Linked DNA regions of Mus musculus: region 1 is linked to region 2. Evidence: chromatin loops called from intact Hi-C (ENCODE). Cell type or tissue: left cerebral cortex. All regions are shown on one strand. Links, peaks and the distances in the headings refer to the core of each region. The heading gives the core; the rest is flanking DNA.

Evidence for each region. Hi-C counts contacts between places; a loop is a spot of excess contacts. Peaks named below come from ENCODE experiments on the same cell type or tissue, not always from the same donor. Only the 100,000 strongest peaks of a DNase experiment are listed, where the experiment ranks them.
Region 1: a loop joins it to region 2, with 3 times the contacts of the local background. A loop is called at or near these places in 13 of 42 quality-filtered maps.

Annotation. Positions count from the first base shown.
Region 1 is chr6:87,894,947-87,906,065 of GRCm38, forward strand. It overlaps Copg1 (coatomer protein complex, subunit gamma 1), which reads left to right. Exons shown (of 24, transcript NM_017477.2): 11 at 748-815; 12 at 981-1,169; 13 at 3,007-3,102; 14 at 7,252-7,495; 15 at 8,539-8,614; 16 at 9,142-9,245; 17 at 9,870-9,995; 18 at 10,253-10,321. Among named protein-coding and RNA genes, the nearest start is that of Copg1, 13 kb to the left of the region's middle. In left cerebral cortex, for the core only: a CTCF peak has its summit at 5,386; a DNase peak (open chromatin) is centred at 2,458; H3K27ac peaks cover 599 bases.
Region 2 is chr6:88,097,315-88,108,324 of GRCm38, forward strand. It overlaps Rpn1 (ribophorin I), which reads left to right. Exons shown (of 10, transcript NM_133933.4): 6 at 1,960-2,059; 7 at 3,315-3,453; 8 at 3,548-3,667; 9 at 4,661-4,906; 10 at 6,051-7,990. The coding sequence ends at 6,233. Mir6376 (microRNA 6376) reads right to left here and starts at 6,944; the gene lies at 6,814-6,944. In left cerebral cortex, for the core only: no CTCF peak of the experiment used is centred there; DNase peaks (open chromatin) are centred at 3,205, 3,357 and 4,987; H3K27ac peaks cover 536 bases.

The DNA.
Region 1 (11,119 bases), core at 1,900-9,899, 200 kb before region 2:
ATAGTCTCATATTTCCAGAAAATGAAAGATAAGAAGTAGAGGCTTTAAAAGATACATCATCCAACTATTTTAAGAGAAATGTTAGTTCCAAAATAAATAGATAGGTAGATAGATAGCAAGAGAAAAGCTAAGCAATATTCTAGAATACAGTCCCATTCAAGACTATACTAGAACATAGACTTTAGCTGTGAGCTTCGGGCAGGCAGGTGGAGGGAATAGTGTGGTCCCTGATAGACACAGCAGTGGTCAACTCTTTAGCACTGATCCAGAGAGGAATACATTTGCTCTTTGAGAGAGGCTTTAGCCCCCTAGCTTGGTGCTGAGGTATGTCCTACTGGGTCCTATGAACATAGAAAGAGAGGTGGCTAGGTGGGCTGCAGATGTGGACAGCCCGTGACTTACCCCTTTTGCTGTCGGGTAGCTGCTACTAAAAGTCACTTGAGGTCCTTTGCCGCTGTTCCCAGGGAGTTCAGAGAATCAGACAGGCACAGCATCCACTCAGTGAGGGCCTAGCACAGGGCAGGTGCTTAGTCTATGACGGCCATTGACACCCACAGGGCCCTTGCTGACAAGGTTCAGGACGAGGCAGTTCTGCTGCTCTCTGCTAAGCAGAAGGCTTGTGTGTGACTAGCCCGAGAGCTTGTTCACCTTTGATCCCATGCCATTCCCTGGGAACCCCAGGTATTCCACTGACATTCCCTTGCCTGGCATCTAGGCAGCCTGATGACAGTGTCTTCCTCCCTGCAGTGCTCCAGCTTTTCTGTAGCTCACCCAAGGCTGCACTTCGCTATGCTGCTGTGCGCACCCTCAATAAGGTAAGAGTTGAGTGGAGAGGAGGGGATGCAGGCTGGTCCAGCTGCTGTCTCCTTTCCCTGAATGGACTGGGAGGCGGGTAGACATGGTCCCCAAAGGACCTCTGGCCAGGCCAGAGGTGAAATGACAGAATTGGGTACTGCCCGGTGTCTGTCCTCCCTCTGCAGGTGGCTATGAAGCACCCTTCAGCGGTGACTGCCTGCAATCTAGATCTGGAAAACCTGGTTACAGACTCAAACAGGAGCATCGCCACATTGGCCATCACCACCCTGCTCAAGACAGGGAGCGAGAGCAGCATTGACCGCCTTATGAAGCAGATTTCCTCCTTCATGTCGGAGATCTCAGATGAGTTCAAGGTACCCAGTACCCTCACAGCCTGCAGTCCCCAAGACAAGGGAGATGGTCTGAGCCTGCTGTCCTTCCTCCCAGTTTTTGACCCTCTGTCCCTTTGAACCTTAAATACAGTGTGCTAGAGTTTCGGAAGTGGGGCAGCAGTGGATGGGGCAGATGGGAACTGTCTGTTGGGAGAGTAAGGTTTAGAAAATGAGCAGACATGTAAATGAGCAGTAGCCTGAGATGCAGTGAGGAGCTGGCCCTGAAGTAGCAGCTGCTGGGGAGGAAGGCAGTGTGAGCCAGGGAGAAGGGGCAGGAGCAGGGATTGGGAAAGTACTCGGAGACAGGCCAGCTGGGGAGCAGGTCAAAGTGGTGACATCAGAACAGGCTGCGGTTGTTTCCTGACGTAGAGCTCATGGTAAAGTTCTAATTGTAAAAAAGTCGTTTGGAAGGATGGTGGTTTGGGACTTATTTTTTCTATTTTTCAAATCAAGACAGGGCATCCCTATGTAGCTCATTCGACCTTGAACTCAGGATGCTCCTGCTTGAGCTCCTTCATTGCTACTGGGATTACCAATATGTAGTGCCCTGCCTGGCTTTCATTGTCCTTTCTGTTGTCATTTCGGTTTTTCTAAACAGGCTGACTTAGAACTCAGTAGAATACAGACTAGTGTCAAGCTTGGAGCAATCCTCCTACCGTCTCCCAAATGCCAATAGTAGAGATGTATGCCACTGTATCTGGCTTCTCTTACTCTTTCTTTTTTTTTTTAAAAGACAGTGTTACTCTTTGTAGCCCTGACTGTCCTGCCACTCACTCTATTGACCAGGCTGGCCTCGAACCCACAGAGATTTGCATGTCTTCCTCCTGAATGCTGGGATTAAAGGCGTGTACCACCACCACCCAACATATTTTTTAAACTTTTACTTTAGAATAATTCACAGGAGGTTGCAAATAAATAACTAAGAGGGGAGCCCTGGGCATTTCTTTCCGCTCCAGTGCCCATATCCAGCACAGTTGTAGTTGATGAGGAAACCAGCCGTTGTACGATCTAGAGAGCTTACTTCGATTTCGTTGGTTACGAGATGCATGTGTGATACCTTTCAAAATTGCTGCCACAGTCAGACTTAGCATCACTAGACAGCACTCAAGCTCTCCATTCCTAGCCCTGCACCCCCGATTCTTGACAGTCGCTAATATATTCTTATTTTGCATAGTTAGATTATTTCATTGTTATATAAGTGGAGTCATGAAATCTGCAGAGTTTCTGTCAGCAGATAATAGTAGGAGCAGTTTTTAATTCAGCAGGATAAATTCTAGAGTGTGGGTTGTACAAACTGGGCAGAAATCTACTCTGCCTGTGGGTTATATGAAGGCGATGTGGTGAGATTTGCAGATGAGAATAACCTAGCCCTCCTGACAGTGGAGGATGAGTTTGAGGAGACTTGGATCTCAGAAGATGAACTGGCTTAGGAGCCTGCAAGAGCGGTGATGTGAGAGCCATAGAAGGACTTGAATCAGTTAAAGACAAGGGAGGGGAGAGCAGAGGGAAGAAGTAGGAATGCCAAAGAGACTTCAGGAAAAGAGAGGAGAATGGAATGTCAGGTGAAAACAGAAAAGGCAGGGAAGAAGCCGGCCAGGCAGGGCTTGGAGACCGAGACACACTTGGTCTGCCAAGACTGCCATATTTCCCCTGCCTTAGGTGGGTTCAGGACTTATGCCCCAGCATGGAGAAGTGTTCCTCCTGGTTTCATCTTATGTTGAGCCCAGGGCATGTCTTCCCCTGGAGGGACTCTGTGGCATTTAGTGAGCAAGTCCCCAGGACTGTCAGGGACTGCCACTCATTCAGGTCTCTCTCCCAGGTGGTGGTTGTCCAGGCCATCAGTGCCCTGTGCCAGAAGTATCCTCGAAAGCATGCTGTGCTCATGAACTTCCTGTTCACCATGCTAAGGGAAGAGGTAAGGGCGGGGCCGCTGGGGTCCTTCACATTCTGTTGGTGCAGAGAATGGCCTGACTGCCAAACTTGTCTCTTGGTGTTACGCTCAGAACACTGTTAAACGGCTTGTTTCCGCGCCTGCGGCGCTTTAGACTCCGTGCACAGATGAAGCAAGAGCAGCAGCTGTCATAATTACAGTAGTGATATGTGACTCACCAGCATGGCAGCAGGTCCAGCAGGTGCCCCAAGGCAGTGCTTATACAGAAGGGCGGGGCATGGGTTCTGTTATGAAGTCTGGTGGTGCAGGATGCTGCATGTCAGTCAGGAGCTCTTGGAAAACTGGGGCTGAAAAACACAACATGGGTGCCAGGATTTTGTTGGGTGTTGTTTGTTTGTTTTAGTTTTGTGACAGGGTCGCTGCATAGATCTGGCTATCCTAGAACTTACTATATAGACCAGGCTAGCCTTGAACTGACAGAGATCCACTTGTCTCTGCCTCCAGAATGCATATCTGTAAGAAATGAACTTCCACTGGGCATAGTGGTGCCCACCTTGAATCCCAGCAGTCTGGAGGTTTCCTAAACAAACCTAATGACTTGATTTTAATCCCTGGATTCCATGGTGGAAGAAGAGAAACAACTTCTAAAAGTTAACCTCCTGTCCATGTTTGTGACATGAGATATATAGCCCTGTATTCACATACATTTTTAAAACATACACACAAAATGATAAGTGTGTGTGCATGTGTGTGCGTGTTAGTGATTTGGGGGGGGGTTGGAGAAAGTTTAGGAGTGCATACTGTTCTTGCAGAGAATCAAACTTTGGACTCATGATTAGCAGTTGATAACTGCCTATAACTCCAGCTGCAGGGGATTCAACACCATATCCTAGCCTCTCTGAGTACCTGTACTTATGTGTACTTATGTGCACATATCCTCACATAGACATACACACACACACACAACACACATTTTAAAAAAGAACAAAAGAAAAAAGGATTCTGGGAACTGAAGGTGTAGTTGAACTGGTAGGATGCTTGCCTAGCATGCTCGAAGCCCTGATTTGGCCCCAGCACTGTATAAACTGGGCAGGTGATACATACTGCACTTCCCATGCCTGTATTGCACATCCTAACAATTGGAAAGCAGAAACAAGGTTCAGAGCTCAAGGCCATCCTTGGCTACATAGTGATTTTAAGGTTAGCCTGGGATACACTAGACCCATCTAAAGAACTGGAACATGAGGCTTAGTGTGACTTGAGTGGAATGACCTGCCTCTCAGGTAAGTCTGAAGAACAAGCAGAACACTTTGTGGTATCTGAGCTCAGGTGCCTCTGGCCCTTAAAGCACAGGTTTCTCTCACTGAAAAAGCCCAAGCTTTGTCTCCTCAGCTTTCTGGCTCCCTCCCGGAAAGTTACATGCTTTCTGTAGCAGTGAAGGTTATGAATGGCCCTCACTGAGGGGCTGGAACACTCAGACCTGAGAACTTGCCTTGCCTCTGCTGACATCTGTCGTGCAGCCAGGACGTGGCTGCCTGCAGCAGTGAGACTGAAGCAGCGTTTCGGGGGTTTATAGCCTAGTACCTCACTCACTGTGGTCGCATGCTGAGCACACAGCACCTTGTTTTCCTTTTCCCCTTGAGATTTGTTCTTCCTATGTTGTCCTGGCTGGCTGTGAATTTAGGATTGTCCTGCCTCAGTATCTTGAGTGCTGGAATTACAGGCATGGGCCATGCCTGGCTCAGATCTCACCTTATTTGTTCTTCAGAATAACCTGTAAGGCTGACACACGAAAGGCGAAGTGAGGGGCCAGAGAGATGGATAAAAAGACACTTGATCCCTGACACTGAGAGCAGAAAGAAAGCCAGGACAGGAGAGAAATGACTGCGACAAGGTGTGCTCTTGAGTCCACACACTCTAGTGTGTGGTCACGAGTACCCATGGGCTGGATGGTGGGCCTCAGCAGCAGCCCAGCGAGCTGCTCCTGTGTTGTCCCAGTCCACAGAGGTGGATGGAAAGAATACCAGGGATCAGGTCAGGGCCTTGTTCCACTGACCTAGACTCTACCGCCATCTAGGATCTTTTTCTTAACTTTATTTCTATATATGAGGGATGTAGGGGTCTGTGTGTGAAAGATGGAATTATAGACATGCACAACTATGTTTAGCTCATCAAAACTTTGTAGTTTTTAAGTTTTCTTGATTTATTTTATATATGTAAGTACACTGTAGCTGTCTTCAGACACACCAGAAGAGGGCATCAGATCCCATTACAGATGGCTGTGAGCCACCATATGGTTGCTGGGAATTGAACTCAGGACCTCTGGAAGAGCAGTCAATGTTCTTAACCTCTGAGCCATCTCTCCAGCCCCCAATTTTTACGTTTTTTTTTTTTTTAAAATATTTTATCTTTAGGGGTGTATGTGTGTGTGTGTGTGTGTGTGTGTGTGTGTGTGTGTAAGTGTGGTGTCTGAGCAGAGTAGAGTGGGTGGTAGGTCCACTGGAGCTGGAGTTACTGGCATCTGTGAGCTGCCAGATGGGGGTGCTGGGAACTTCAGTCTTTTACTCTGGAAGAATAGCTGTTATTCTTTTTTGTTTGTTTGTTTTTTTGAGACAGGGTTTCTCTGTGTAGCCCTGGCTGTCCTAGAACTCACTCTGTAGTCCAGGCTGGCCTCGAACTCAGAAATCCACCTGCTTCTGTCTCCTGAGTACTGGAATTAAAGGCGTGCACCACCACTGCCCAGCTAGCTGGTACTCTTAACCACTAAGCTGTCTTTACAGCCCCCTTCAGGTTTTTTTGTTTGTTTGTTTTTTCCAGTTAGATTTATTCATTGTATTTTATGTGTGAATGTCTGGCTGCATGTATGTATGAACACCATGTGCGTGCTTGGTGTCCTCAGAAGTCAGAAGGTGAGAGATCCCATGGAGCTCTATTATGGGTGGTTGGGAGTCAGCCTGTGGCTGCTGGAAATCAAACCACAGTCCTCTTTCTGGACAAGTGCTTTTAGCCAGCCCAACCTTTTAATTTTCCTCCGAGATTTCTTACCCACAGTTCTCCTCTATGTTTATGATCTGACTGCTGCAGTTACCTTAGTTGAGGGAAATCGTGAAGTGCTCATCTTTTTCTGTCTCCTTTATTCTCAGGTTCCATCTGTATCATAGCATGTATCAGGACTTTCTGCTTTTCAATGCTGAGTAGTATTCCTTTAGTGAAGAGGCTACGTTTTGTGTACACCATGCTGTGGCCCTTGTGACAGGTGCTTCTGCAATCTGTCCTGTTGCTGATACCGAGCACTGGAGTTACCGATCAGATAATTCTGTCCTTGGTGTTGTGAGGAACCGCCATGTTGTTTTCCCAGCCTTGTGTGCTACCCACTCCATTTTTTCATATCTCCGTTCTGTGTGGAGAATAATCTCCCATAGCCGGGCTTTCTGTTTCATGTCAGTGGGTCTGGTAGGGCTATAGCACGCAGGAGTAAAGGAAGAGAGCAGTAAAGTGCATAATGTAAGTGTATACACAGCATCCCACAGGAGTAAGTGGGAAAGCCTGGGGGAAGGAGCAGTCATTGGAGACCCTTGTTGACAGCCTGTCTCCTGCTAGCTGAGACTTGGCAGTTGGCCGTTCCCACTACACGAGTTTTTACATCGTGAGATGAGCTGTAGGGGGTCTTTTGCTTTGGGACTGCTTTGCTTAGCTGTCTTCAGGGACACTTCGTTTTAACATCACATGATTTACTCTGCGGTCCCCAAAGGTGCTGTTTGCACTCCTGGACTGTACTGCTGTTCTCCTTTCCTTTTATCACAGGACAGACGACAATCATCCCTGGACAAGGGGTCTTGGAAGACAAAACATGATTGGGTGTGAGGCCAGAACAGAGTTAGGGAGCAGCCCTTCCCTTCCTCCAGAGCCAGCTTAAACAGCACACGACAGTTCACTAGTGTAATGTGTGTTACACTCAGTAGAGGAAATGGGGTCTAAAATGTTTCCATTAATCTTTCTCCTGTTAGAATTAGAAGGCCAAGCCTTTTGTTTTATCCAACAGAGACTGGAACCAAGGCTTCTGCTTCCAGGCTGCCTATGGAGCGTTGTTCCCTGGGCCTGCCTGAGCTGTAGGCCTGCGTTGGTCTCCTGAGGATGTGAGATCTTTGCTCAGCTAGACCCTTCTCTCTGCAGGGTGGCTTTGAGTACAAGCGTGCCATTGTGGACTGCATCATCAGCATCATCGAGGAGAACTCAGAGAGCAAGGAGACAGGATTGTCACACCTGTGCGAGTTCATTGAGGACTGCGAGTTCACTGTGCTGGCCACCCGCATCCTGCACCTGTTGGGCCAGGAGGGGCCCAAGACCAACAACCCTTCCAAGTACATTCGCTTTATCTACAACCGTGTGGTCTTGGAGCATGAAGAAGTTCGGGCAGGTATATCTGAGCTGGGGTGACCCTGGCCTCTTAGCTTCTTTTGCAGTGAATTTGCCCAGTAATGGGACCTAAGCTCTCAGGGGGACAAGCACACTGGGAACATGGCCTTATAAGCTGTTTTTTACATTGTCAGAAGGATTTTAGATGCCAAATGGATAAATGATTTTTTTAAAATTTAATTTTTTTTTAAATTTCATTGTATATTCGTACTTAAGAGTTTTTTGTTTTTATTTTTTGAGATAGGGTCTTATTCTATAGCCAAGCTGGTTCATACTTGAAACCGTACTGCTTCAGCCTTCTGTGTGCTGGAATCCTAAGTATGTACCACCATACCTGGAGAGAGAACACACACCACAAGATTTATCTTTTTTTATAAGTCAGTGATCTAACAGTCTACCATTTTGGTTTTTTTTTTTAAAGATTTATTTATTTCAATTATATGAGTACACTGTAGCTGTCTCAGACACACCAGAAGAGGCCATCAGATCCTATTACAGATGGTTGTGAGCCACCATGTGGTTGCTGGGAATTGAACTCAGGACCTCTGGAAGAATAAGCAGCCAGTGCTCTTACCCGCTGAGCCATCTGTCCAGCCCTACCATCTTGTTTTTAACTTCATCTTATTTTCCATTTTTACTTCTATTCCCTTGTAGGCAAATTTTCTTCTTTTAGTAGTTAGTCGTAAGTGATGGTTTATTTTCTCATGTTTTACTCTCAAGCTTAGCTACAAAGGAAGCTGCTCAGAAGTAGCTAACAGTGTTGATAATGCCTGTCGCCTTATTCATTTGAAAGTTGTCCCTAAAGCCCTAGAACAAGAGCCACATGTGTGTCACCCTTTCTCCAGTGACTGGAGGAGGAATTAGAGACCTGGGTAGCACCAAGATCCACTAGGATTACACAGGATCTGTTCTGTGATTGTGTCAGCGGTGCCACCCCCTAGCGCTTCTGCGTGGATTCCCACTCTGAACACTGGTGGGCAGCCTCGGCACTCTGGCAGGTGGGCCTGAGGGGCTGCGGGTGAGTCATATTTACCTTGGAACTAGGTGCAGTAAGTGCTCTGGCCAAGTTTGGAGCTCAGAACGAAGAGATGTTGCCTAGTATCTTGGTGTTGCTGAAGAGGTGAGTCTCAGCTCAGAAGCCAGAGTGCATAGCAGTGCTCCCTTGGGTCCAGTCCACCTTTTATTCACAATTCTCTATATAGCCCTGGCCATCCTGGAATTTTCTCTGTAGACCAAGATGGCCTCAAACTCACAGAGATCCTCCTGCCTTTGACTCCCAAGTGCTGGAATCAAAGGTGCAAGGCACCATATCCAACGAAGATTTAATTATGTTTATCTTATTTGTGTGGGTGTTTTGCCTGCATGTATATTTGTGCACTTTTTGTGGTATTTAGTACCTGCTGAGTCCAGAAGTGTACTCCTCTAAGCTCAAGGGTACCTCTGTGTTTTGCCTTTTTTGGCTTGCCTATGGTGCTGGGTGATATCTTTACTAGAGAGCTGTCTACCACTGAGCTGCATCAGCCCCTTGTATGTTATAGTGTTGAGCTTTAGAGCTTTGCCTTGCCCTGCCATCCCTGTACAGTCCTGCAGGGTCCCTCTGACCCCCTGGCTAGGCTCAGTCAGGAGTGCCTTGTGTCCTGGCTGCAGGTGTGTGATGGACGACGACAATGAAGTGAGAGACAGAGCCACCTTCTATCTGAACGTTCTGGAACAGAAGCAGAAGGCTCTCAACGCAGGTTACATCCTAAATGGTAAGTTGTCCCTGGCCACCAGGGCCTTCCTGTGGCCTTAGAGAAGGCGTGCTGTCCCTGAGCCAAGGCACCCAAGACCATTCATGCTTCACTAGAGTTGTATAGCAGTCTCTTGGATTGATATAACCTCAGAAGACCCAGGGCTGCATGGCTTGATCCAGTCAATGGAAATAACCAAGTAAATTAAGTGCTCTTTGTGTGTTACTCTGGCTTGAACTCAGGACTTGCATATGCTTGCCAAGTCTCCACCACTGTGCTGTATCCTCAGTCCAAAACTTTGTTGTTTTGAGATAGTATCTCTTTATGTAGCTAAAGCTGGCCTGGAATTCATGACAATCCCCTCAGGTCAATGTCCAGAGTGCAAAACAGTCATTAATAAAAATCTTTAAGCCTGGTATGTTGGTTTCTGTCTTCGTACCAGCACTTAACTTATTTCGTATTTACCTACCTGCCAACCCTGGAAGGAGGAAGAGGATAGGGAGGGAGTAAAGCTTGCAGGTTCCATGACTGTCAGCATCAGCACATCTACCAGTCATGGTAGGAGTCCCAGGCCTCTGTCCTCCCTAGGCACGCCATGCCTCTCTGTCGTGCCAGCCAGGCAGAATAACTCTCTACTGACTTTAGGTCTGACCGTGTCCATCCCTGGTCTGGAGAAAGCCCTGCAGCAGTACACACTCGAACCATCAGAGAAGCCATTTGACCTCAAGTCTGTGCCTCTGGCCACCACGCCTATGGCAGAGCAGAGACCAGGTAAGGCCCTGCTCATCCCCAGGGCCCGTCTGTTTCCCTGGACTGTAGAGTGTGCAAGGATAGGCTGATATACTGCACAGGGAGTAGCCCCAAGTGGGTAGGGACAGCCATGCTGACAGCTTGCTCTTTTCCTTGCACGCTTCTCTCTCGGGAGAGTTGACATTTACAACATCCAAGCAATAACGTGGGCTCAGCAGCACCATGCTGCCTGAGACTAGAGCTGTGGGTTACCACACCAGGTATGCTTGCTCTTGCAGAAAGCACCGCCACCGCAGCAGTCAAACAGCCGGAGAAGGTAGCAGCCACACGGCAGGAGATTTTCCAAGGTGAGTAACGTCATTATGGTCAGTAGTTGTGTGACTTCAGAGCCTGCCAACCGCTGATCATGCATGCCTCAGTGGTAGATGCTGGTGTGCATGTTTGACGCCCTACATTTCAGCCGAGCACAAAGGTTTTAAAGAGAGCAAGGACTGGGTTCCTTAAGAGCCAGGGGAGAGAGAATGCCAGTTTCTTTCTTGTTTGACTCTGAGTGCTCATGGCCTGATGGAGCTTAGCTGGCATTCAGAGACCCTGTGCTGTGCTTCTGGTTCTTTTTTTTTTTTAAGATTTATTTATTATTATAAATAAATAAATACACTGTATCTGTCTTCAGACACACCAGAAGAGGGTGTCAGATCTCATTACCAGTGGTTGTGAGCCACCATGTGGTTGCTGGGATCTGAACTCAGGATCTTCAGAAGAGCAGTCTTTGCTCTTACCCACTGAGCCATCTCCCCAGCCTGCTTCTGGTTCTTTTTTTTTTTTTTTTTTTTTTTTTAAAGATTTATTTATTTATTATATGTAAGTACATTGTAGCTGTCTTCAGACACTCCAGAAGAGGGAGTCAGATCTTGTTACGGATGGTTGTGAGCCACCATGTGGTTGCTGGGATTTGAACTCTGGACCTTCAGAAGAGCAGTCGCATGCTCTTACCCACTGAGCCATCTCACCAGCCCTTCTGGTTCTTTCTGTGTGCAGTTCATGTTGCCTTATAAGCTTTGCTCTTAAAACACTATATTTGAAACTTAAAGACTAGTCCAGGAACTTGAGCTCAGCCTATCTCTAATCCTCTTGTCTTGTATCTG
Region 2 (11,010 bases), core at 1-8,000:
GTACACTGTTGTTCAGTGCTCTGAGAGTGTCATTGGCCCTCCCTTTCTGCTGTGGAACTTAGTGTACATTTTATCTCTGTAAAACAGTAAGCATCTACAGTGCATTTTCTTATATATTTCATGTCTAATTCCACAGGGAAAGTCTTGATTCTGAAGAGCACAGGGTATGACAGGATTGTAGGGTTACAGAGTTCTGTAGCCAGTCATTCATTTTCTCTCATAATTTTTAATTTTTCTTATTGTCTTTCTTATTGTGTAGCCTAAATGGACCTAGAACTTAAGATCAGCTTCTTACTCTTAGTGCTGGAATTACAGGCATGTTTGCCTTCTGTGTTTTTTCTGTCTCTGTCTCTCTCTGTGTCTATCCGTCTCCCTCTCCCTCTCCCTAAGTAACACTATATGCTGGACATGGTGGCATACACTTTTAATCCCAGCACCTCAGGAGACAGAGGCAGGCAGATTTCTGTGCGTTTGAGGCCAGCCTGGTCTACAGAGAGTTCCAGGATAGCAAGGGCTGTTATACAGTGAAACCCTGTCTCAAAAAATCATAAATAGATAGATAGATAGATAGATAGATAGATAGATATTGTGTTATTTACATGTTTGTTGTGTGCACGCGCGCGTACCTTTGCTGCGGCACTTATTCGCAGGTCACAGATGAGCTGTGGAAGTCATTCTTTCTTTTCATATGGTGAGATTGAACTCAAGACTGTCAGGTTTGGTGGCAGTGCCCTTAACCTGCTGAGCTATTTCTACAACCTGCATCTTTACCTTTTTAACGCTGGTTTCTGGTGTGAGTTGAAGTAGGTTTGTTAGGCCATCCTTTGCATGGTTCAGTCCTTCGTTACACTAGTGTAGCATCCGAGCTTGCCTTCTGAGCTTCCTTGGCCTCCGAGGCTACCTCTTAGGGGCAGAGTGCTTCCCTAGCGTGCGAGGTCCTGGTTTCAGTTCCCAGTGCTGTTTGGGGATGGTGTGGAAGAAACTGCTCACTTGGCTATTCTACATTTTATAGTTTTTATTCTTTTTCTGAAGGGTTGCTCTCGTAGCCTTGTGAGCTTTTCAGGGACAGCTAGGATGTAGGGGGTCTCTGCAGGCTGTCTCTCCTGCTGAGCCAGGGGCATAGCATTGGGATTCATCTGCTGACCTGCTCAGCGTTGTAGAGAAACCTACCTGTTGTAGTTCTTCTCTCCTTGGTCCCGTCACTGGCCATGCACCTCCCCTGCTCTCCATCACAGACACTGCTCACCTGCAGGTCTTGTGGCTGATGATGTGTTGTGACAACTTTTCCTGGGATGGAGAGGACCAGGCCATGTCTATTCCCCCCATCCCCTATAACGTCCCAATGACAAAGCAATGTTAGGTTCTACCTGGGGAGCCAGTGTTTATTGGACTTACAGAATCTAGGTGAGGGCCTACTGGCAGGTGTGTGGGTGACCCTAAGGTAGCTACACTGGGAAGTCAGCATGGGTGATGGCTTCCCATAGCTATAAATATAGAGCCCCTTTCCCCTAAGTTTCCTCAGAAAACTCTTCTAGTCCCTCCCTGGGAGGCCCTGAGACTTCTCTCTACATTAGGGCATACTATTATACAAATGTCTGAGAGGTGTGGATGCTCAGGTGAGGGTCCCATCACCCTCCTCCTGTGACGTCTCCAAGCCCAGCTGTGATGGTGATCTTTAGCAAATAAGCACAGCTGAACTGAACTGAAGAGAATGCACGGTGCTGTGTTTTAATGGTCCTTGGATTTTGATGTTGCTGTTTAGTTTTTCTGCCTTCTGCAGAGATTGGAAAAAAGCCAAAAAGCCCATGCTGCCACCACTAGCTCTCACCCTATTGGCTCTTGCCCACAAACTCTTGATAACATCTCTCCTTTTGTGTAAGAGGAGAAAGTTCATGTCTTATAATTTCCTATCTGCCATCTTGTTTTTTGCTCACACCATTGCATTGTTGATGATTTCAGGTGACCAGTATGCACTGAAGATGCGGTTTGTAGACCACGTGTTTGATGAGCAAGTGATAGATTCTCTGACAGTGAAGATCATCTTGCCCGAGGGAGCCAAGTAAGTCAGTGTCCCTTTCCTCCATCTGCCATCTCTTTGACAGTATCATCCTGGTGCCTCACAGGGATCTGCGTTCTAGGGGTGCAGTGTAGGTGCTCGTGAAGTAGCATTTCCTGAGAACCTTTCTGTGGAACCTTTTGACTGATGCTAGGAGAGAGAAGTTAGAGGCACAGATGCACTCGGGAAGCTTTCCAAAGCCATAGTCTTCGTGTGTCTGGAGCAGAAGTCAGAGTTGTCTCTGTCAGACAGTAATGCGGGGTCTAATGCCAGGGAAGGATGTGGGGATGAGCCCGGGGGATCTCAAGTTGCAATCCAGCCTGGGCCACAGAGTCCAGGCCAATCTGGGCTACATGTAGCAAGTGCTTGTCTTTTAAAATTATAAATAAATAAAAGGTATACTTTGTGGTGTGTTAACAGGGAGTGAGTGGTTCGGCTGTAGCTCCATACTTTCCTATCTCAGAGTCTTTTGTAACAAACAGGCGGAATCCTTTCCGATCAGTTTGGGTAAGAGATGTCTGATAGAGTTTAACTTACAGAGCTAGGTTTTAGGAATGAAGGCAAAGACTGGAGCTGTGTATGTAGTTAAGTGGTAGAGTGCCTATTAGACTTTTCATGAGGTTCTGGTTCAAGCCCCAGTACTTCTGATGTGTGTGCTCACAGGAGAGCCACTGACTTTAGGAAGGAGCCAGGGGCATCTGCAGGAATCCATTTGGTAGGAGCAGACAGACACTTACAGGGCTCCTGTCCTTAGTGCGAGCTGCTAATACTTTTGTGTCACTTTATCTAGTTTCTGGTCTCTGTTGGTTCATATAACTACTCTGATTAGCAGGGTGACGTGCACTTTGACTGTTCACGGGAGGAGTTGTTTCTTCAAGCTAAATTACCGTGATGTTACTCTTACGGGGACTTTAAGCCTGGCCAGAAAGTAATATCTGTGCCCTAGCCCTGAAAGAGACTGTGATTTGTATAAGGAAAGAGCATTCCGAATAACTCCCAAGGCATTCTTCAGGTTCTGGGAGAATCTGGTGGACTGTACTGGGAAGCTGCACACTGTCCTTGTGAGCACTGGAGGGAGATGAGTCCAGTCTTGGGCTGAATCAGCAGCAGGAGGAAAGGGCTGCCAGATGCTGGCAGTAGGCAGGGTGAAGTGTGTGAATTTAGCTTCTTGCTGCCCCTTCGTCTTAGAATTGTGCAGCCCACACCGTCGTGTGTTGGTGTGGTTTGTTGAGGCTGTGACTGTGTTTGTGTGTCCCAGGAACATCCAGGTGGACAGTCCCTACGATATCAGCCGGGCCCCAGACGAGCTGCATTATACCTACCTAGACACGTTCGGCCGCCCGGTGATTGTGGCTTACAAGAAGAATCTCGTCGAGCAACACATTCAGGACATTGTGGTGAGTGGCTCTGCTGTTTGTGGTTGGGGTTGTGGGCAGGACGTGAGCTGCTCTTCTCTGACCTTCGCCTTTCTCTGTCCTGGCTCACACGCAGGTGCACTACACGTTCAACAAGGTTCTCATGCTGCAGGAGCCGCTGCTGGTCGTGGCCGCCTTCTACATCCTGTTCTTCACCGTCATCATCTACGTCCGTCTGGACTTTTCCATCACCAAGGTACTCTGCTCTCTTCCTCTGTGTCAGGCGTCCTAGTGCCCCCGTGATGTGTCACACACATCTCCACCGTAAGATACCCAGGACCTTGTACCTCTGAGAATGCAATCACCAGCACGCCATGTTAAGTCTCTGCTTCCTGCCTTGTTTTGGTTGTAGAAGCAACCTGGACACTAGGTGAGGTCAGAACGTGGTTGAGTGACTGGTGGTGGTGGCTCTGCTGTTTTGCTCCTTGTTACTCTTCTGAACATGGAGGTGGGGTGCCCCCTTGGCCGTGTCAGCAGTAGCTTCTGTCCCTTCCCTTGCGGAGCTCCTTGTGAAAGGATGACATCAGAGTTCAGATCCCGCTGACATGGGGCATCCACCACCTTCTTTCTCCCCTTGGAGTTCTGCTTGCTGACTGAAGGCCACCGTCCCTGGGGCTGCGGGCACAGAAGTTGTCTTCGGGTCCTCTCTTTCCTTTCCTTCACCTCCATTCTTTCTCACTCTTAGCAGTAGTACTGTTGGGCAAGGGGACCTGAAGCCCTGTGCTGGGCACCAGAAGCATCCTATTCACATACCTTTCTAAGGGTTTAGTATGTAGAAGTGACGTGTGCCCGCCAGACCTAAGCCAGCCTGGACTGGGGGTGGCCTCTAAGGGATGTTAATGGCAGGAAGAGTCCACGATGTTTCCTGAAGTCCTTGAAAACCTTAGAAGGAGTGATACAAGATGGCCTCCCTGAAGTCTTCCATGGCTAGAGCTGAGCTCTCCTGCCAGTTTCATGCCTCAGTCTACCATTCTTGTCCTGTCATGTCCTGTCATGTCCATGTGCCCAGGGAACTGGAAAGTGAAGCCTCGTCCAGTCTTTGTTGTTGAGCATGGTCCTCACTATGTGTCAGAAGGGGTTGACTCCTGGTGTTCTGAGGTGACTTCTGTTGGCTGGTGGCAGTAGGCATCCTCTGGCAGGTAGGTCGGAGTGAGCCTGTTGACAGACATGTCATCTCTCTACCTTCCAGGATCCAGCTGCAGAAGCCAGGATGAAAGTGGCCTGTATCACAGAGCAGGTCTTAACCCTGGTCAACAAGAGGCTGGGCCTCTACCGTCACTTTGATGAGACTGTCAATAGATACAAGCAGTCCCGGGATATCTCTACCCTCAACAGTGGCAAGAAGAGCCTAGAGACAGAGCACAAGGCTGTGACCAGCGAGATTGCTGTACTGCAGTCTCGGCTGAAGACGGAGGGCTCAGACCTGTGTGACAGGGTGAGTGTTAGTGCTGTGAGTCACTTTTCTGTGGAAAAGTACACGCTGTGCTCCAGGAACTATTTCTGGCTGAAAGCAGCATCCACCCGACTCCTTGGGCTAGGCAAGGCTCCAGTGGCTCTCCTGTCCCATATGTGCAGAACCACAGGCTCATCAAGTGCTGCCAGTGCATGTGGTGGGACAGAAAGCTTTTGGTATCTGTAGGCTGGCTTGGAGAAGTTCTGCAGCTGTGTCCTTGGGGCTGGCAGGGCAGTGCTTCTCCTCCCAGATACCAGTCTTCAGCTCTGGGTGGCCATGCCTGTAACCTCAGCACGCTGGACGTGTGTATATGTGTGGGAGTGTGTATTTTCAGATGACATCCACCCAGGGCACATAATATCCTGGCCAAAGGGTAAGACCTTGTTTTTAAAAGTAAATAAATAAACCAAATGCATCCAGACATAAATCCCAGGCTCTGATCTAGACTCTCAATGTGAGCAGATTATCTAATTTCTCTGTTTCCCTTTTCTTATGGATAATGGGAGGCCAGTAGCTTTGACAGTACCTGAGAGGTGGATCTTGTCAGTGTTTAGAGTCCTGACCATCATGTGCTATGCGAGCTAGTTATCAGTAACAGAAAGTGCTCCTCAGAGTTGTTAGGCTCCCTGTTAGCTCCTCCACCCCCACCTTGCCTCTCATCCGTGCCCTTTAGTTCCTTTAGAGCACCCACCATGGAACAATTATTCATGTGCCTAGAGGGTTTATGTGTCAGCTCCTTGAGGGCGGAAAGAACACTTTCTCCTTTGCTGCTTTCTGGAGCCTGGCACTTGGGACAGCAGAAGTGGTCTGGTCCTAACAGATGTCTGGCCCCAGTAAAGAGAAGACACTTAGGGAGCCCGCTGTGCCCAGGCGCGATGCTGGGGTTCCGTGGCTTTATCTTGCTTGTCATTTGAAAAGAATGTGCCATGTAAATGATGAGGCCACTGTTTTGACCTGGGCAGTTTTCCTACTTGCCAGCTCTCTTCCATAGGCGCTACTTTTGCTGAGTTTTTGAATCTTCTTGTGTCACTTTGGATATGTAGGCCTGGGGGGAGGGGGGCAGTGGGGCTGTTGAGTGGGGTGAGGGGACGGCTCCCAAACCCTGTCCTGTTCTTGTCTCTGCCAGGTGAGTGAGATGCAGAAGCTGGACGCCCAGGTCAAGGAGCTGGTCCTGAAGTCGGCGGTAGAAGCAGAGAGGCTGGTGGCTGGCAAGCTCAAGAAGGATACGTACCTGGAAAACGAGAAGCTCAGCTCAGGAAAACGCCAGGAGCTGGTCACCAAGATCGACCACATCCTGGATGCTCTGTAGCTCCTGGCTCCAGAGCAGGCCCAGGTGCCTAGACTTCCAGTGGCATTGGATAGGTAGAAAGAGGAGGTTGTGGTTAGCCCAAGGCCTCAAGACACCACTGAGGCCTGTCCGTGGCAGTGGCCTATCCGTGGCACTGCGGGAAGCTTGTCCCTTATTTCTGAATGGTTCCCTTTTTTTTAAAAAAGCAAAAACCTAGACAAAAAATTCTGTTTAAAAGACAAACTTGGCTGTGTTTTGAGCACAGGCGTTTCAGCAGTTGATGGGTGGTTTCTGTTTTGACAGCTGGGGATTTTTCTGTCTTCAAGTCCTGTTTTATGGTCTTCTGATTTCTAATGTTTGGGTCTTTTGTGAGCGTATGCATGGTTTTTTAAAAGTGTGTATGACCAAATGAAAATAAAGGAGGGACTGTGAACATTTGCTTTTGCTGTACTGAAAAATCTCTCATGTAATTCTGAAGTTTGGGGATATTGCTTTTATCAAGATGGGTTTTCTTGTTGTGTGTGCAAGGCAAGTGTCAGAACACTGATACAAGTCTCGAGAGGCCCAGTAAGGTCCGGAGGCCACACAACAGGGGTGGAGTGAGCCTTTGTATTCCTTAAATCTGTGCCACACGTGCTGAGCATTAGAAACTGTGATGGGCGAGCAGTCATGGTTCATAATCTCCAATTGGCCACACTGTGAGGAAGTCATGGACTGGAGAACACTGGGCTAAGTCTGGGTGGGTGTGTGTTTGAGGGGAGGGGAGTCCAGAGCTGAGCCTTAAGAACCGTGCAGGCCAGTGTTCCAGGCAGTGGGCAGTGTGTGTGAAGGGCCCTGGTGCTTGAGGACCCACAGAGGGCCTGTACTAGAGTGGATATTACAGGTTATGACAGGGCTGCAGAGGTGCAAGTCCAGAACAAGATAGCTTCATAGGTCTCTAAGGCTCTGGCTTACTTTATATCAGGGCAGACTGAGCACTGGGCCAGGGCTGTTTTGGTTGAAAACACAGCCAGAGTTTGGTATGAGAAAGCCAGGAGCATATTGTAATCCAGGTCAAAGATGATACCCAGATGTGGGGGTTGGTGTTGGGTGGTTGAGAACGTGCTAGGAAGCATCTGCCTGTTTGCTCCTTCAAGTAACATACAGAGGTCAGGAAGCTGTCACCTGACTGAGTCAGGCTCTCGTGCACCTCCTGCACATCTTAGGTGACTGTTGTAACGTGACCTGGGCCAGCAGACAGATAGAAGCTCACCTTCTGGCTAACACTAATAGATGGCTACGGGCTGCCTGTCTGGCTTATGTACATCTTAGGTTGGTGGCGCTGTCTGATGTGTTTGTACCATCCACTGAGAACAGAGAACTATGGGCCAGTTTTGAGAAACGGGTGGACTGGTTTCTGATACCAATCATGAGACGCCTGAGAGCTCCAAATAGGATGTCCACAGACAGCCCAGAACCTGACAAGGAGATATGTGGTTGGGGATGTCATGTGGTTTATCCAGCACAAAGTTGGTTAGGGAAATGGGATGGAGATTGTGGTGGGTAGGTGTGCCCATGAAGAATGTAGAATTAGAAGACACCTAGGGCATTCGTGGCAGGATATGGTCTGCTACTTAGAAGGCTGAGGATCACTGAACAAAGAAATTTGAGATCAGAGCAATGTGGAGAGACTCTCTCTTTAAGAAAGCATTTATTGAATGGAAATCAATACTTTTTAATATCTGCAAGCCAACGCTGAGCTCACTTTATTCAAGAATGAATAAACGAGATGAATATACAAAAATGTATGCTTGTTAGAAGAAATATGTCCATCATATGGTACTGAGCAGAAGTCACTGAAACAAAATCAAGACAGAGACTCTCAACAGCAACAGATTCCCAAGGCTGTGTTAGGCCTCATGAGAATTAGTTGCCACTAGAGTAGGCAAATAACTTAGCAGGGAGAGAAGAGACCAGGACTAGTGTTGGGAAGGCAAGAGAAATGTGCTAAAAGACAGGCAAGAGCTATCATGGAACACTGCAAACTGCGCAGGGGTCAAAGCAGGAGACCAGCAATACCTGGGATTTAGGAGTGGGCCAGGCCAGTCATCTGCTGTTGAGTTGGGTACAGAGATCTGCTATGAAATTTGGAGGACTGGGTGTGGTGGCTGTCGCAGGACTGCTACTCTCAGCGCCTGGGAGGTGGGGGATGATGGTGCATAAGGCCTTCAAGGTAAGTCTTAGCTACTTAATGAGATCCAGTCTCAGGGACAACAAAAAGGGGGTGGGGAGGGTGTGTGTGTGGTAAGATCAGGAGACCTATGGGTAGTGAAATCAAGTCTTGCCTCCCTGGCCTTACATAAGACTTTCTTTAAGATGGAGCTTGGTTGACAGTGGGTTAAGGGACTGCCCAAACAGCTACGTGCTCTAGAGTGGGTCTTACGAAGGGCTGAGGCTCCAGCTAATGTTCACAAGGTGATGCTCGCTTCGTGAACTGCCTGTGGTGCGGGTGCCCAGCTCAGCGCCCGGCCCCATAGAAGCCCAGGCCTCTTTTTTTCTGTTTGCTGGAGTATTCAGAAAGAAACATCCACGCCAAATCTCTTTTTGCGCGTGCTCCAGTCGTCCCCTGGTGGCCTAAAGAGGGAACGGGCCGTGGTAGCACACTGGCGCCACCTCAAAAGCCAAGGAGAGGCAGGCACCAATAATGAGATGCGCAAGCGCAGTTGGTGGCTGGCTTCGGACGCCGCCGCGCATGCGTGCGCCCCTCCTGGTTTAAAGGCCTGGTTCTTTCCCTGCCTTCCCTAAAGAAGGTGGATCCACTATATGTCCCGGTTCCAGTATTACCGCGCCTGAGATTCACGAAGTCCTGCTTCAGGAAGTCGAAGGCAAAGGACATGGTTTTGCTGGTGGCCTAGCGGTGGCGCTCTGGCATCCCTGGGCTGGAACAGTGCATCATGTTTTCTACTGTCTCCTTGTCTCCATTCTTGCTGCTCTGGTACCCAGAACCTCAGGCCATTACAGCCCCGTGCTAGCCTGCACTTTAGTTCCTCCAGTAGCAAGAAAAGCCTTGATGCCTCTCTTGGAAGTCCCTGAGGAGCGGAGGAGACCTGGTCTCACATCTCACCAGGTTTTGAACCCTTGAGTGATGCACAGCCTCACTTTGGATCCAGACATGGCAGATGGCTCTAAAACCAGCCCACTGCCTTAGCCCATGTGTCCCAAGGCCACATGGCAGGTGGGCCCATCCCTGGTCAGCCCTGTCTTGGCTCAGAGCACAGTACAGGCCAGGGAAGGTCTGCGGGTTCTGAGCTGCCTCCATTTGTCTTGGAGGCTGACATGGAGAAAACCCCAAAGGCCCAGTAGCCCTCACAGTTTCACCACAAGTATCCTGACCGGGTGTCTGGTGCCGAGCTGATAGTGCAGGCCCCGGCCGCAGCCCTGCCGGAAACCGCGCTGCCAGCGGTTGGGGGCCGCAGGCTGGGACAGGAAGCGCCCAGTGCACCAGAGCCTTCTGCAGACCTGCACTGAGACCAAGCTGCCGCCATGTTGAAGATGGACTCCTGAGGCTGGGCAGAGGCTGTACAGTTCACCTACCTATCACCAGGCTGGGGAGGTGAGAGCATCAAGACAGCCTCTGGCCCCACCTGGTCCCTGCCTCCCCACAACACACACCCCTTCCCCTACAACCCCACCCCCATCCATGCCCTTGACTGTGTCCTCCTAGCCTCTTGCCTCAGTTTACACGTGACCTATGGCTGGTCTAGACCTAAACTAGGGAGCCTTAAAAGGTTAGTACTCAAATGGGAAAAGACAGTGCACAACTTGGAGAGAATTCTGAGGTTCCATTTTCATGTGGTGATGAAGCCAGGGAGAAGGCAAGGTTCCCCTTCTTTTGGCTTCCACTCTTAATGAAGAATCCAGGATTCCCTTAAAAATCAGTGTCTTAGTTGGCTTTAGCCACTATCATGAAAAGCTGCCTGGGTGGCTTATCAACAGGGCTTTACCATCCTACGTCTAGAGAATCCTGAAGGGAGGTGTGGGCATTTGGGTGCGGTGAGACTCCTCTTGGTTATTGGGTGGGCTTTTCACCAAGTCCCTCATGCTGGAGAAGGAAAGAGGAACCTCAGAGACCTTATCAGGTCACTCATCTCATTGATGAAGGTTGTTCTTCCATGAGCTAATCATTATCATCATCACACGCATGCACGCACGCACGCACACACACTCACTCACTCCATTAGGGATTAGGCTAACATGAATTTGGGAGCGTACACACATGACTATGGCAAGAACTGGAGTCTGTTGAAATGCTGATGGGAGGTGGGGGGAGGGAGTGATAGGGAGGGAGAGGTGTTAGAGCCAGGAGAGAAGGAGCCAATGAGAAGAGTCAAAAGAGCAGGGTGGGTGGGATTTTGAAAGGACACTGCCAACCAGCATCCTAGGCTAACCCAGCATCCCACCCCCACCCCCACTACAGCTTTGGCATTAGTCTCTGAAGTGGACTGTGGCTGCATTCTCCTGCTCTCCACTCTTTAGTAGTTGAAACAGAGGCAGAATGTTAGTTTTACTCCAAAAAAAAAAAAATCTTTGTTTTGTATCAGGCACTGTCTCAGGCACCAAGTAGGACACAGCCTCCCGTGACTTGGAGAGGAACCAGATACTACAGGGTGAATCATTTCAGGTTGTGACAGAGACTACTATGTCGGAAATGACAGGGTGGTGTGATGAGCAGAGTTTGTCCCTACCGCCTACTGTCCTTCTTCCTGCCCCCTCTCCCACACATCCATCCCAGCCTCTGGTGACTGCAGAACCTCCTGCC